Regions from separate parts of the Homo sapiens genome. Here region 1 is linked to region 2. The links are chromatin contacts, found by Hi-C in ENCODE. All regions are on one chromosome and are shown on one strand. The core of a region is the stretch at or near the end of the contact, and the rest is flanking DNA. Distances in the headings are between cores, read along the strand shown. Region 1 holds the start of SWSAP1 (SWIM-type zinc finger 7 associated protein 1). Region 2 holds the start of VMAC (vimentin type intermediate filament associated coiled-coil protein).

Evidence for each region. A loop is a pair of places that touch in the nucleus more often than their neighbours do. Pooled maps may share reads with other maps.
Region 1: a loop to region 2 is called in a map of CD8-positive, alpha-beta T cell, with 16 times the contacts of the local background. The contact joins the promoter of SWSAP1 here to the promoter of VMAC in region 2. A Hi-C loop is called at or near these places in 2 of 168 maps with a recorded cell type or tissue (CD4-positive, alpha-beta T cell and CD8-positive, alpha-beta T cell) and 2 of 50 pooled maps.

What each region holds. Positions count from the first base shown.
Region 1 is chr19:11,373,283-11,376,724 of GRCh38, reverse strand. It overlaps SWSAP1 (SWIM-type zinc finger 7 associated protein 1), which reads right to left and starts at 2,059. Exons shown (of 2, transcript NM_175871.4): 1 at 1,796-2,059; 2 at 556-1,212. The coding sequence starts at 2,044. The coding sequence ends at 709. RefSeq lists enhancers at 1,330-1,379, 1,400-1,479, 1,710-1,759, 1,980-2,049 and a silencer at 2,150-2,229.
Region 2 is chr19:5,903,622-5,907,426 of GRCh38, reverse strand. VMAC (vimentin type intermediate filament associated coiled-coil protein) reads right to left here and starts at 2,555. Exons shown (of 2, transcript NM_001017921.4): 1 at 2,346-2,555. The coding sequence starts at 2,536. NDUFA11 (NADH:ubiquinone oxidoreductase subunit A11) reads left to right here and starts at 3,637. Exons shown (of 4, transcript NM_175614.5): 1 at 3,637-3,805. The coding sequence starts at 3,719. RefSeq lists a silencer at 2,372-2,721 and enhancers at 2,762-2,881, 3,455-3,749, 3,559-3,805.

The DNA of each region.
Region 1 (3,442 bases), core at 810-3,309, 5.5 Mb before region 2:
CCTGTCTCGGCCCCTAAAAACACACACACGTACCAGGGCATGTGTGCAAGAATGTTCGCAGCAGTAAATAAGGCAATCTGATGAAGAAATCAGGGTATAGTCACCCATGGAATTATATGCAATATGGAAAAAGGAATGAACTAAAAAAATGTAGATGAATCTTAGTAACAACGTTGAGTGCAAAAAGAAGGAAGTCTCAAACTTTTTTTTTTTTTTTTTTTTGAGATGGAGTCTCGCTTTGTCACCCAGGCTGGAGTGTAGTGGCACAATCTCGGCTCACTGCAACCTCCGCTTCCTGGGTTCAAGCAATTCTCCTGCCTAAGCCTCCTGAGTAGCTGAGACTACAGGCACCTGCCACCACACCCAGCTAATTTTTTTTGTACTTTTAGTTGATACAGGGTTTCATCATGTTGGGCAGGCTGGTCTCCAACTCCTGACCTCTGGTGATCTGACCGCCTCAGCCTCCCAAAGTGCTGGGATTACAGGCGTGAGCCACCACGCCTGGCCTGAAGCTCTTTTTATAAAGTTTAAAGCAATGAAACTATAAACAACATATTGATTGGGTAAAATATATACAAGATAATGCTATACTTTTAAAAGAGAAAAAGCACTTTACATTGTTTAGGTCTTTGGATCTGCATATGTCCCTGAGGTAAGTATTCCAGCCATGGGAAACTGAAGCACAGAGAGGTAGTCACCCACCAAAGCTCAGGGCTGGCCTCCAGAGCTTGAACCCTTGCCTGAGCTGGGGTCACCAGCCTGGGTGGGCCACGGAGCGATCATCATTTCTCCATCTGATCGGAAAGTCACCCACCACTCTGTTCTGGGGCCCAGCCCGCCTGGCTCCAGGCAGGCTCGGAGGCCGTGCTCTCCTGGACCTGGTGCATCTGGCTGCAGCCAGCACTGGGCAGGAAAATACCGCTGGAGCAGTGCCAGGTGCAGGACGTCCCCACTACCTGCTTCCTCCTGGGTCTGGAGGGCCACCATGAGCCCACAATCCCGGCCAGGCCCAAGCCGGTGGCTGAAGTGGGCAGCTGTGTCTAGAAGTAAGGCAATGAGGTAGGCGGCTTCCTGGGGCTCTGGGTCTTCCGCTAGGTACTCTTCTAGGCCGTCGAGCAGCAGAAGGGAGGGGGCTGGCCCCGGGGCCTCATGGGCAGAGCACAGGAGCCGGAAAAGCTCTCGGGTTGAGGGTGGGTACTGGAAGCGGATCTTCTAGAAGGAGAAACAGAAGGAAAGGGCCGGATTCAGCACAGGAAGCCAGACTCCTTAAAAGTAACCCTGCCTCCTTGCATACTTTCCTTGGTTCCAGGATGAACCAGTTCAGAGCTGTTAAATATTCTTATATTCGCCCGTTTTTCCAGCACTCATCACTGCCGAGTATTAGTTGAGGGCAAGCCATTTTTGCTTGTTTGTTTTTGGCCAAATCTCTAGCGCAATTTTTCCACGGAAAACCCTCCCCCAGCATTCTCGGTCTGACCCCATCCTTGACACTAACAGGAACCAACTCAGGTCCAGAATGGACCCAAGCTTAGCCCCGCCCCTTGATGGGCCGGACTTCAATCTCTGGGCACCGCCTCTTGCTAACACCGCCCATCATTGGATGGGCTCTCACTTCAATCTTAACTAAGCTCCGCGTGGTGCCACTCCTCACTCCGCCTGCCTGACTCCGCCCCATCGTGGCTGCCCTGGCTCGCTCTTCCACCGTCCTCTCCATTGGCTTGTCTACCTGTTACTCAATATCCCGGATCTACTCCACCATTGGCTAGAACGCCTCTGCTCCCACCCCCACGGTTACCTGGAGTCGCATTGGGTCTAGAGTCGTTCCGGTCCCGCGGGGCATGCTTTGAAGAGGCCTTCGTGTCAGGAAGAGGACTGGGCCTTGGCCCTCCCCCGCCGCCTCTAGGGCCGCAGCAAATAGCAGCGCTGTTTTTCCAGATCCTGGTGTACCGAGCAGCAGCAAAGGCGGTCCGGCGGCAGGCATGTTCTCCTCCCCGGACCAGGCCGCACCGCCCCTGGTTAGCACCCGCCTCAGCGTCTCCGCCATTCGCCGCGTAGCTCTGACCAATCGGTGGCTCGTTCCCAGCCTTAGTCCCGCCCAAGCCGTGGCCGCATCGGTACAGTTCACTTAGTTTCTCTATTGGTCTAGGAATCTGTCCATCAAAACTCGATTCCTCAGGTGAATGGGCAAATGGTTAGAACCTATGCGGAGGAATGGGTGCATTCGAGGGAAATAAGACCCTTCCCTGAGGGAGGCTGCTGGGGGAACCAGCACGAATACTATTATTGTCAGCTAATCAGACAAATATAAGGGTTGAAAGTTGGAGGAGTAGACCAGAATGAGTGACATATTATTTAAAGGCTCCTAGCCTCAGTTTGCCCTGCTGTAAAATGGGGCTTATGATATCTCAGAGGAGTATTGTGATCGGCATGTATTTGTGTGTGGTTTTGCTGATGTCATCCAATGACAACTGAGAGTTTTGGAGAGGGGGATGAGCTGTGTGCTTGTCTTTCTGTGCACCTGAGTATGGGCCGGAGTGTGTGTCTGGGGACACAGGCTCGTGGACAAAACATCAACGGCCATCCCCGAAAGTCTGTGAGATGAAGCCTCTCAACTTACTTCCTCACTGGCTAAGGGGTTCTGTGGGGCCGCCTTTGTGGTACGGGGGGAAGGCAGGACCGCAGGACAAAGAAGGAAGCAGGAGAGATAAAGAGACAGGAGCTGGAAGACTGAAGGAGAGATACAGCAGGGACATTGTCTTGTTCACTTCTGTTCTCCAGTACCGAGAATAGCACCTAGCACATTTGTAGGTTCTCAAATACGTGCTCGTTAAGACAATGAAGGAAGGGAGGTGGGATTGATGAGAAACAGGGAGAAAGGGAGGAACAAAGTGAATGATCGTGATCCCTGGCTGGATCTTCTCACCCAGACTTCGCCCCAGAGCTGCCACTCACGCCTGTGTTGCCCTGGCAACCTTGTCTCCTGGTAACTCCAAAGTGGTGCCGTTGCCTGGAGACCCAGGGGCAGGGAGAAAGTGAGATTTCCTGGGCTTTCTCTCTCCCTCTGGGACCAGAAAACAGCTCCACGACATCCCCCAACACACCCACTCACACAGCTGGGCTCACTCACACCCCTCTACACACACACACACACACACACACACACCATGGCATCTCTGAATATATTCTACTTTCAGAATCCCCATCATCCACATGCTCCAACCTTGCCCTATCCTGACACAAAGCATCCCATACAAACTCTGTCCCACATTCATCCCCCACACCCTTTCTCTTGCAAAACACGCAACTATGACATTGCCACTACACACACAGACACACACAGTGAAGCACACCGATACACTGCGCTGTCAAACACGCCACCTCAGCCCCCATCCCCCAGCAGATATACAACGCATGATTCACCTCACATTTCAACACTCCAAAT
Region 2 (3,805 bases), core at 1,306-3,805:
GATTCATTTACCTCCCACCAGTTCCTTCCACACCACGTGGGCATTATGGGATTACAATTCAAGCTGACATTTGGGTGGAAACACAAAGTCTAACCATAGCAGAAGGGTATTTAGAGATGGAGCTTTTTGGAGGTGATTAGGGTTAGATGAGGTTGTCAGGGTGGGGGTCTCTATGATGGGATTAGTGTGCTTATATGAAGAGATACAAAAGAACTCCCTGGCTCTCTCTGCCCTGTGAGGACACAGAGAGAAGCCAGAAATCTGCAAGCCCGGAAGAGGGCCCTCCCATAACCTGACCATGCTGGCACCCTGCTCTCGGACGTCCAGCCTCCAGAACGCTGAGAAACAAACCTCTTGTTTAAGCCACTTAATTTATGGCATTTTGTTTTTTTGTTTGTTTGAGACAGAGTCTCTCTCTGTTGCCCAGGCTGGAGTGCAGTGGCACAATTTCGGCTCACTGCAACTTCCGCCTCCTGGGTTCAAGCGATTCTCGTGCCTCAACCTCCCGAGTAGCTGGGACTACAGGCGTGTGCCACCACACCCAGCTAATTTTTTTGTATTTTTAGTAGAGACAGGGTTTCGCCATGTTGGCCAGGCTGGTCTCGAACTCCTGACCTCAGGTGATCTGCCTGCCTCAGCCTTCCAAAGTGCTGGGATTACAGGCGTGAGCCACCACCCAGCCAGTTTATGGCATTTTCTTATGAGAACCCTCATTTCGTCCCCTCACTCTTCCTGCAGTTCGTTCCTTTCCATTATCTTTTCCCACCTATTCTTAGTAGGCTCTTCCTCTGGGAAGCCTTCACTCTGAGATCCCTCAGAGCCCCATATGCCCCTCCATCATGGCCGCTGGCCACCAATGATGTAACTGCCCAGTGACATGTCTGTCTCTCCACTGGACTGTGGATACCCAATGGGCAAGGCTAAGTCTTACTGATGTGCTCCAGTACTCAGCAGAATGCCTGACACACAGTAGGTGCTCAATGAAGACGAATGAATGAGTGCCTGGCACAGAGCAGGTGCTCGGTAAAAATGAATATGTCCAATTAGCTCTGAAGTAATAGTTCCCACCTGGGACCCAGCTCCTCCCACCTCCCTGGGTGCCTGTCTCATCTCTTTCATCCTCAGCTGTCAGAGGGACTCTTCAACAATGCTGATATGGGCCAGCATGGTGGCTCGTGCCTATAATCCCAGCACTTCGGGAGGCTGAGGCAGGAGGATCACTTGAGCCCAGGAGTTCAAGGCCAGCCTAGGCAACATAGTCTGACCCCATTTCTAAAGGATTTTTTTTTTTAAATCAGCCAGGTGTGCTGTCGCACGCCTGTAATCCCAGCTACTTGAGAGGCTGAGGAGGGAGGGTGAGACTGCAGTGAGTCGAGATCGCACCACTGCATTCCAGCCTGGGCAACAGAGCAAGACCCTCTCTCAAAAATAATAGATAGGCATGGTGGCTTAGCCTGTAATCCCAGCACTTTGGAAGGGTGAGGTGGGAGGACTGCTTGAGCCCAGGAGTTCAAGACCAAACTGGGCAACAGGGCAAAACTGTCTCTACAAAAAAATACAAAAAATAAGCCATGCGTGGTGGTGGACGCCTGTAGTCCCAGCTGCTTGGGAGACTGAGGTGGGAGAATCACCTGAGCTCCGGAGGTCGAGGTGCACTCCAGCCTGGGCATAGGAGTGAGGCCCTGCCTCAAAAATAATAAATTTAGGCCGGGTGCGGTGGCTCACCCCTGTAATCCCAGCACTTTTAGGAGGCTGAGGCGGGCGGATCACCTGAGGTCAGGAGTTAGAGACCAGCCTGCACAACGTGACGAAAACCAGTCTCTACTAGAAATACAAAAAATCGACCGGGCGTGGTGGCGGGCGCCTGTAATCCCAGCTACACGGGAGGCTGAGGCAGGAGAATCGCTTGAATCTGGGAGGTGGAGGTTGCAGTGAGCTGAGATCACGCCACTGCACTCCAGCCTAGGCGACAAGAGCGAAACTCCGTCTCAAAAAAATAATAATAAATTTTAAAAGTTAAAATGCTGATATGATCCCCTCCTCCCCTGCTGAAGAGCCTGCTATGGCTCCCAATGCCTACGCTGGGCGGTCTGTGGTCCCTGCGTCGCTCAGCACCTGTGGGAAAGTGGGCCTGTTTGAAGTTAGAGGTCCACACCTGTGTCACTTCTCGCAACTTTACATACTGATTACTAATTCGAGTTTTTTGGTGTTTTTATCAATCCGATACTCAGTCTAGCGTCTATACAAGTGCACACGGTTCCCCCTGCCCTTCCTCGCTTTCCAGCCTCGGCTCTGCCTCCGCCTACCGCCTCGGTGAAGTCCACCTGGCCGGCCCCGGGCCTCACCGGTCCTTGGCGCGACCCAGTTCGTCTAGGGCGGCGCGCAGCTGCTGGTCGTGGAGGGCCAGGCGCTCGGCTTGGGCGTGCACCGTGCGCTCCGCCGCGTCCAGCCGCGCCTCCAGCTCCGCTGCGCGCCGGTGCACGGCTGCCAGGTGTGCGTTTGCCTCCCGGATCTGCAGGGCCGGCGGCGCCGACATGGCCCAGGCTGCTGTACAGGCCCGGCCACGCCCCCAGGCGGCCCGGAACTGGCACAGGCCCCGCCCCCGGGAGGGCCCCGCCCCACTAGACCTCGGCGCGATTGGTCGCTGACCCCGCTAGACCCCACCCCAGAGGGCTGGGTCGTGCTCTCCTCAAACCCAAACACTACCACCGGTTCCGGGATCATGAAACTCCGCCCCTGAGTTTGGGCTCACTCTAGGATTGGACAAGATCTTGACAGCCACGCCCCCAGGCTGGCCACATCCTTTGGCGGCTCGCGCAACTCAGGCTCTGGAAACAAGATTGGTCACACCTTCGATACTGTCCCCTCCCTACTTGGAAGCTAACACCAGGATTGGCCCGGACTCCGCGAAACAGCAAGCCTGACCACGCCCCCCGAACCTGTGGCCTGTCAGGGGTAGATCCAGGCACGGCCTCGCCCCTTCATCCCTTATACAGTCTCAGATTGGTCAAGTCCCTTTTAGGTTATGCCTCCAATTCTAGCCACGCCCCCAAGTCAAGCGCCTGTGTACTTCATCCGGCCTAGGGCGTGGGACAGCCGCGGGGTGAACAGAGGCCACGTCCCGCTGAGCTTCTCGTATTGTCATTGGTCACTTTCCCGATAATCCCCGCCCCTGATCCTGTCCACGGCCCAAAACAGTAGCACGCTGCTCAGACTCCAGCTTGGTGACTGACCACAGGGCATGACCACTCGCTATGCAGATTCTGACACTGGGTGTGGCCACATCCCCGCCATGCCCCGCCCCCCAGTCATTGTTTCGTCATGTCTTGCTCCTATCAACTGGAGTCCCGCCCGTCCCAGTCTGAGCCCGGCCCCTCCCCTAGTAGATAGTCCCCGCCTCTAGTAGTCCCTAACCTAGGACTCCCTGAGCTGGGACTAGCGAAATCTGTCTGCACTGATCGCAGTCGTCCTCAGTTTCACCCTCTAGGAATCGGCCTGGGGATGCACGTGCTACTCTCTTCCTCCAGGCCGGTCCCCGGCGCGTGCGCGCGATCCATGTCCATGTCCGCGCCTATCAATAAAGTTGCTCACTTGTTGCCGGCCCGCTAGCCCGAAAGGTTGCGCGCGCAGCCCGAGAAGTCTCGCGATAGCCAGCCGCGGCTGCCCTTGCGCTTCCCGAGCTGGCGGGGTCCGTGGTGCGGGATCGAGATTGCGGGCTATGGCGCCGAAGGTTTTTCGTCAGTACTGGGATATCCCCGATGGCACCGATTGCCACCGCAAAGCCTACAGCACCACCAGTATTGCC